Linked DNA regions of Homo sapiens: region 2 is linked to region 1. The links are chromatin loops, found by intact Hi-C in ENCODE. Cell type or tissue: heart left ventricle. All regions are shown on one strand. Region 1 overlaps ZNF592 (zinc finger protein 592). Region 2 overlaps SEC11A (SEC11 homolog A, signal peptidase complex subunit).

What was found. Peaks named below come from ENCODE experiments on the same cell type or tissue, not always from the same donor. Only the 100,000 strongest peaks of a DNase experiment are listed, where the experiment ranks them.
Region 2: it touches region 1 in a loop (2.6-fold over the local background); 1 of 110 quality-filtered maps calls a loop at or near these places.

What each region holds. Positions count from the first base shown.
Region 1 is chr15:84,798,040-84,802,039 of GRCh38, reverse strand. ZNF592 (zinc finger protein 592) reads right to left here. Exons shown (of 11, transcript NM_014630.3): 6 at 3,995-4,000; 7 at 3,566-3,725; 8 at 3,165-3,452; 9 at 2,830-2,942; 10 at 2,063-2,198; 11 at 1-177. Among named protein-coding and RNA genes, the nearest start is that of ALPK3, 17 kb to the left of the region's middle. In heart left ventricle, no CTCF peak of the experiment used is centred here; a DNase peak (open chromatin) is centred at 2,463.
Region 2 is chr15:84,679,530-84,683,529 of GRCh38, reverse strand. It overlaps SEC11A (SEC11 homolog A, signal peptidase complex subunit), which reads left to right. Exons shown (of 6, transcript NM_014300.4): 4 at 2,698-2,817. Among named protein-coding and RNA genes, the nearest start is that of NMB, 23 kb to the right of the region's middle. In heart left ventricle, no CTCF peak of the experiment used is centred here; a DNase peak (open chromatin) is centred at 1,521.

The DNA of each region.
Region 1 (4,000 bases):
GCTGTCCACCTGGTGCTGAGGTATGTGGCTCTGAAACTCGAGCCCCGAGTCTGTGGCAAAACTACATTTCGCGCACTGAAAAAGGGACTTGTGCCTTTTGGTGGAAGAGACAGTTGCGCCATTGCTGGTGCCTGGAGCGTCCCCCACTCCACTGACTGGTCTTTTCAGATGGTTCACCTAAAAGGAGAGACAGCATGAGCAAAGTCCAGGCCAAGCCCTGGACATGAGCCCCTAGACATAACCATGAGCCCAAGGACTCAAAGAAAGCACCACCCAGGCCAGGGTCACCCCAGCCCTGAACGCTGGTTTACGTTTGGTTTGTTTCAATTCTTTGTTTTGTAATGTAACATATGCATGTGTCACAATACTCCAAAGGCACGGGAAGGGTATAGAGACTACCCCACTCCCCAGACCTGCTCTCCAAAGAACATATTACCTGGGTTTGTGGCTCCTCCAAGAGGTATCCTATGCCTATACAAAAACAAAACTATTGTCTTTTACAAAATATGGCATGCCATGCATACTTTTCTTTTTCTTTTTGAGGCAGGGTCTTACTCTGTTGCCCAGGCTGGAGTGCAGAGGCACAATCACAGCTCACTGCATCCTTGACCTACCGGGCTTAAGCGATCCTCCCACCTCAGCCTCATGAGTAGCTGGGACTACAAGTGAACATCACCAAACCCAGCTAATTATTTTATTTTATTTCATTTCATTTTTGAGACAGGGTCTCATTTTGTTACCCAGGCTGGAGTGCAGTGGCGTGATCACAGCTCACTGCAGTCTTACCTCAGAGCTTAAGCGATCCTCCCACCTCAGCCTCCTGAATAGATGGAACTATAGGTGCACACCACCACACCCAGCTAATTTATTTACTTATTTATTGTAGAGACAGAGTCTCCCAATGTTGCCTAGGCTGGTCTCAAACTCCTAGGCTCAAGTGATCCTTCCACCTTGGCCTCCCAAAGTGATGGGATTACAGGCATGAGCCACCGCACCCAGTATATGCATGCTTTTCTTCACCCTGTGTTTTTCTTGTTTTTGTTTTTGTTTTACTTAACAACATACATTGGAGCATGTTTCCATGGGAGAACATACAGAGGCTTCATTCTTCTAAAGGCAGCACACTAACCCAATGTGGGGATGAGAAGTCCCCAACGGCAGACATTTAGCTGAGTTCCGTCTTTGTTACTGCACACAGTGCTGCAGCAAACATCCTTTAGCAGACTTCTTTATGCCCAAGGCAAAAGATCTCTCTAATAGACAAATCCTAGAAGCAGAATTGCTGGATCAAAGGGTATGTGCATTTTGGGGGAAGGGAGGATGTACATTTTACAATTGGACAGGTGTTGCCAAAAACATCAATCGATACCCCCAGCTACTACGCATGAAAGGTGCTTTGCCAACTACTGACACCATCTGATTAGGCAAGAACGTTTTTAAGAATGCCTTGAAACTCCAGGCAGCTCTTAGGACTTCCCAGACACACCTGACCCTTCTGTGGAACAGCACCCCCCTACCATGGTATGGAGAGAGGCTGGAGTGAGGAGGAAAAACCAGGCTGCTCCAAAGTTCACCAGAAATCAGAATAGGGCATGGAACAGGGATGAGGTCATAGGGCAAGGGGCCAGGATAGAAGGTTCTAGGCCTGGCTCTTCCTATAACTAGTGAGAAGGTTGGGGGGTGAGTTGGCCAAACATCATTATCCTCATCTGACAAGGTAGTCCTGTGTGCTCCCGCCTCAGGACTGCTGTGAAGCAGAAAGAGAATGGTATGTGTGAAAATGCACCAATGTCCACAGAGCACAGCACACCCCTACAGAGGGGGCCGTGGTGACAGGGAAGCAACAGTAACAAAAGGCTGACAGGCCACCTTATGGGTCTTTGTCCTTATCCCCTACTTGTGTCCAGTGCCAGGCGGGTCACACAGGACTAGAGAGTGACCCACATTGAGGGAAGCTGTCACTCTGGTTGTTCCATGGCCACAACAGTAGCCTTCCTAATGCCCTTCCAGCTCCAAGCCTCACTGAGCAGCCAGCTCCAATAGGCAGGGAGCCCACACTCACCTGAGGGGAATGTCCACCCGGAGGTTTCACTTTGGACGTCTGGCTCAAATCAGGGTTTCTGATGCCATGCATAAGGCTGATGTGGCTCTCCAGAAGGGAGGGCCGAGGAAAGCTGGGGCTGTCCTCTGTGCAGTACCTGCAGAAGCACAGCGGAGAGGTCAGGTAAGTGCCCGGGCCGCAGGCTCCCTCAGTGCTATTCACACCAAGGCCAGGAAGGAGGGAGTCTGGAGCAGACTCCTGGGCTGGCTAGTGCTGGGAACCCCAGAGAGATCCAGCCAGCAGGCCAGCCAAGGTAGCAGACAATAGCACGTCAGAATACTTGCACTCTTGACACCTGGCACTCAGCCACAATCTCACTGAACACTACCTGATGTCACCGCCCAGAGACCCAAGTGCTAGGCTAGTAGTCACAGTGAAAGGGCCTGGGGCCACCCCAAGGCACAGGCAGATGGTGCAGAAGCCTCTCGGCCCCAGGGGTGCATGCTCACATCACCACCCCTCCTCTTAAACCTCAGGATGCTTCGTGACTGATGGGCTGTGCAGTCCTGGGCTAGAGAGTGACGAGAGAGGGCTCAGGAGCTACCAGGTTCTGGAAGCTGATTTTTGACCTGCCCCTGATTTCTGACTTAGCCGCAATTTCTTCCAGTTGGAAATCACTTGTCTCTTGTCTTAGACACCTGATCTTGCAGCACAGAAAAGCCCCAGTGGTGCCACGGACAGAGTCTTTTGAACCTCAGGCCTCCTCACTACTATCCCCAGGGACTCACCCGCAGGTGTAGAACTTCTTTACTGTGTCATGGTTGTTGCGGATGTGTTTGCGCAGGCTGTTGGGGGTGTGGAAGGACTGTTCACACTGCCGGCATGGGTACCGCTTCAATGTCTAAGGAAGGAGGTGGCAACACACAAAGCATCAGAACTGTAAGATAGTTCTGGGTGCATTTTTCTTCTCAGATGCCATGGGCAGAAAGGAGGATACTCCCGAAGACCTCAAGATCTGTGGTACCCACCCTGCCCTAAGCACCAGGAACCCTAGGGGTTCTGGCTTCACAGAAGGAAGTCCAGAGGACTGGGCTCTGCATTATGACTGTGTGGCTGCACTTACCCGACCGTGGCTCTTTTTCATGTGGGACACGTAGCTCTCCCGATCTGGAACCCACTCCTGGCACTCCTGGCAGGTCCAGCCAGTGTTCCTCAGCCGCGGCCTGGCTTCCACCCTGCGGTGGGCTTCAGGCCTACCCCAGCGGCCAGAAGGCAGGGAGCTGCTCCGAGCAGCCACACTAGTGGCTGGTGGCTCAGTGGGAACTCGAGAGCCAGGGCGGCTTGAGGATGTGTCCGCTGAAGACTGGAGGCTTGACAGCTCGTCCACATTTCGGGGAACACCGTGGGTGCTCTGGGGATGGGGAGAGCGATTACTGACTGGGCAAGGGGAAAGATGCACAGAGTCAGACCCCCAGCCTGAGGCATGTGCCCTCCTCCCCGGCCTCCTCCCGCAAGGCATCCCACCTTGACGTGTTGCATCAACTCCGGCTTCTGCACGAACAAGAGTGGGCACTCAGGGCACTTGAAGACGCCCACCTGCGTCTTGCTGACATTCTGGTAAAAATGCTGCTGAATGTGCCTCTTCTTGTTGAAGACCATTTCACAGGAGCACTTATAAATGAGCCTGATGAGACAAGCCCTAGGGGGTGAGGTGGCCAAGGCACCATGCAGCCCCTCCACCCATCTCTGCTCTCTCTGAACCAGGGTCAAGTTTGGGAAAGCACTACCCTGAGCCAATGTGGATGCTCCCCTGCCTCAGGACATCCTTAGTACGACCCCAGGCACCTCTGCCACTAACCCCAGCTCCCTCACCCATCCCTATGCCACCCCCTACAGCACCCAGGCTACTCCTCTCTGCTCCACAGGGCCTGCTGGCCCTGGAGCTGCACTCACTGGGAG
Region 2 (4,000 bases), 120 kb after region 1:
ATATTTGTTTCACTAAGTAGATGAAGAATATCTATGCTTTTTCAAAAAAACTATAGTGATAACTCCTGATTACATCCCAGAAGGGGAAATTGGGTGTGTTAGTTAGTTTGTTTGTTTGTTTGTTTGTTTGTTTGTTTGTTTGTTTTGCCAGCAAATCAAGTCTTTGGTAATAGTCCAGATCTCTCTAGCACCCTTTCCTTTTTCTGGGGAGTTCCCCTTTTCCTGGATTTTTATCTCCTCATATCTGATTTGCCTTTTCTGCATGTGTGGAGTTGATATTGTTTTCTGGGTTGAATTCAGTTTTCCTTCCTGCTGTTCCTGACTTTCACTCTTGCAGTGAGCCCCTCCTAGCACCTGTCCTCTTTTACCCTTCAGAATTTTTCCTTTTTTCACTTACTGAATTGTCAGCTACAGATTATTTTTCTCTGTATATATTTGCATTTTTTCTAACTGGCATCTTATTTTTAATGTGACTGTTTGCACTTAACCATCTTTGGTGTTTGCAACACCTCCCAATTTAGTTTCCTCTGCAGATTTAACATCTAGTGAGCCAGTTTCCGGCTTAGAATCTAAGTGGATATTAGCCCATAGAAACCTGAAGCTAATTTTCTTCTTTCTACTACAGTGGTCAATCCAAATGCACTTTGAATTAATTTTCAGCTAGTCTTTATCAACTGTAAAATATACTTTGCTTTCAATTAAATTTTAAAATTACTAGAAACTTCATGGTTCTTTAGTAGAATTAAGCTAATAATTTTCTGATCAACAAAATGCTGTTCCTGGCTGGGCACGGTGGCTCACGCCTGTAATCCTAGCACTTTGGGAGGCCGAGGTGGGCAGATCATGAGGTCAGGAGTTCCAGACCAGCCTGGCCAACATGGTGAAACCCTGTCTCTACTAAAAATACAAAAAAAATAGCTGGGTGTGGTGGCGGGCGCTTGTAATCCTAGCTACTTGGGAGGCTGAGGCAGGAGAATCGCTTGAACCCAGGAAGCAGAGGTTGCAGTGAGCCGAGATCATGCCATTGCACTCCAGCCTGGGCGACAGTGTGAGACTCTGTCTCAAAACAAAACAAAACAAAACAAAAAAACAAAATACTGTTCCTGTAAACCCTGGCATATCTGAAGAATTGAGGTATTTCTTCTTTGAAAGCTAACATTTTTTCCTAATATAAAAGTAATTCATGTTTGTTAGAGAAAAAAGAAGATAAAGGTAATCTAAAGAAAGCCATAGATAGCCACTGTTTATCCATTGGTCTGTTTATCCATTGGTCTGTATTATTTTAGATCTTGTCTAATACCTTTTTTTTGCTTTTATTTTCTGAATTTGGGGAGTTTCTGACATGTACAGAAGGGTATGAGGAACCCCCATGTATCTATCATCCCTGTCCCAGTGATGATTAATATATAGCCAATTCTGCTCCATCTCTACTCCCACCTCTTCCCCTTCCTGTTATTATTATTTGTTATTCAAGACAGTGTCTCACTCTGTCTCCAAGGCTAGAGTGCAGTGACGCAATCACAGCTCACCGCAGCCTCAATCTCCCTGGGCTTAGGTGATCCTCTTAACTCAGCTGGAACCACAGGCGCACACCATCATGCTTGGCTAATTTTTTTGTATTTTTTGCTTTGCCATGTTGCCCAGGTTGGTCTTGAACTCCTGGGCTCAAGTGATCCACCCACCCACCTTGGCCTCTTAAAATGCTAGGATTACAGGAGTGAGCCACTGCCCCTGGCCAAACAATTCTTTAGTATCATCAAGTTTTTGATATTTGTTCAAATCCCCAATTGTGTCATAACTTTCTTAAACAATTTGTTTGAATCTGGACCCAGATAAAGTTCTCAGCTGCAATTAGTTGATGTGGCTTTATACTCTCTTGTTTTTTTGTTTTTTTCGTTTTGGGATGGAGTCTCGCTCTGTCGCCCAGGCTTGAGTGCAGTGGCGTGATCTCGGCTCACTGCAACCTCCGCCTCCTGGGTTCAAGTGATTCTCCTGCCTCAGCCTCCTGAGTAGCTGGGACTACAGGCACCCACCACCATGCCCAGCTTATTTTTGTATTTTTAGTAAAGACAGGGTTTCGCCATGTTGGCCAGGCTGGTCTCGAACTTCTGACCTCAGGTGATCCGCCCACCTTGGCCTCCCAAAGTGCTGGGATTACAGGCGTGAGCCACCGCGCCTGGCCGTCTCTTGTTTAATCTGTAGGTTACTTCCCTAACTTTCTTTGTTCCTTGCAAGTCATTAGTTGGAGAAACTGGGTTATTCTGTAGTTTCCCATAGTCTGTATCTTGCCAATTATATCCTGTGAGATAGTTTATTGTGTTCCTTTGTTCTTTGTGTTTCCAGAAAATTGGTAGTGTGTATTTATTTTAATATAAAAATGAGATTGTACTGTACATGCTATTTTGTATTCTTTTCTTCACTTAATAAAATTTGTACAATCTTGTCATTCTTCTATACCATTATTTTAATGTTTACATAATATTTGAGCTCCTTAATATTGGATCTTTAGTTTGTTTTTAGTCGTTTATGAACAACACAGCTATTAACATTCTTGTAGCTCCATAAATAATTATTTCGACACTAGAATGGTGAAAAGATACCCCAGTGCCACAAACATGTTTGGTTAACAAGAACAGATTTTGTGCTTTAAATGCCATGAAGGTATTTGATGACTTGGGTTTCCTTTACTCTTTTAAGGCAAAATGGGCATATCAAGTTTTTGACCAAAGGAGATAATAATGCGGTTGATGACCGAGGCCTCTATAAACAAGGACAACATTGGCTAGAGAAAAAAGATGTTGTGGGGAGAGCCAGGGGGTAAGTATAGAGGGGAGCATCTCAAACTTTTTATATCACTTGAAGTGTGGCCCTCTCAATCATATTATTTGATCATACACAGTTGAATATAGAGATTTGGTTCTGGTTCCACCAAATCACCCTTGTGTCCTTTGAAAATTTTGCTTCTTAAAAAGTGTCTAAAATTTCAGGTATACTACTCCAAAGGTGAGGAACTGGGTGGGGTGCAATAAAAGAATAGAATACTAGTGATGAGATGGTGAATTGGATGTGACAATTTTAAAAAATGTGTTCACTTATTTGGTTCACTCAAGAAATAGTGGGCACCTTCCATGTGCTCTTACGTCCACACTATGCTAGCCTCTGGGGGTCTAGAGCACTATTAATCCTGCCTCATGAAAGTTACATTTCTTTTTTTTTTTTTCTTTTTTTTGAGATGGAGTCTTGCTCTGTCACCCAGGCTGGAGTGCAATAGCGCGATCTCAGCTCACTGCAGCCTCCGCCTCCTGAGTTCAAGCGATTCTCCTGCCTCAGCCTCCCGAGTAGCTGGGATTACAGGCGCCCGCCACCATGCCCGGCTAATTTTTTTTTTTTTTAGTAGAGATGGCGTTATATTTATATTTCTTAAGAAGTACTAAGTCAATAACTCAAAAGTGTTCATCCAAATTAGTTTTATCATGTTAATTTAATCCATAATATTTCTAGTCTTGAAATTGATGAGGTTGAATGAAATTAAAAAGTTATATTAAGCCTGTTTGTTTCAGATTTTATCAGGAGAACAGTTCAGTGGAGGACAGGAATTGTAAGTTGTTGGTATTAAGGAAGTATGGCATTGTTGCTCCCTTAATGTAATTAATAGTATTAACAATAACTCACGTTTATTAGGGCTTATTGTGTACCAGAGACTCATTCTAAGTGCTTTACAAGTATTACCACATTTTAACCTCAGAACAACCCTAATATTCCCATTCTACAGATGAGGAAACATAAATGAGTTAGGTTATGTATCTAAGATTATACTGATGGTCGTAAGTGGCTGGCTGCATAGTCCACCTTACCATCATACAAAAATTACTAGCGTAACATTTCTGAAATGGATAGTTGCTAATTCTCACTAGTTAGATGCCACATGGCACTTTTGCCACTGTCAGAACCTCTGCTCCTTTTGACCTAGAACAGACTGTATGGATACAGAGTTATTACA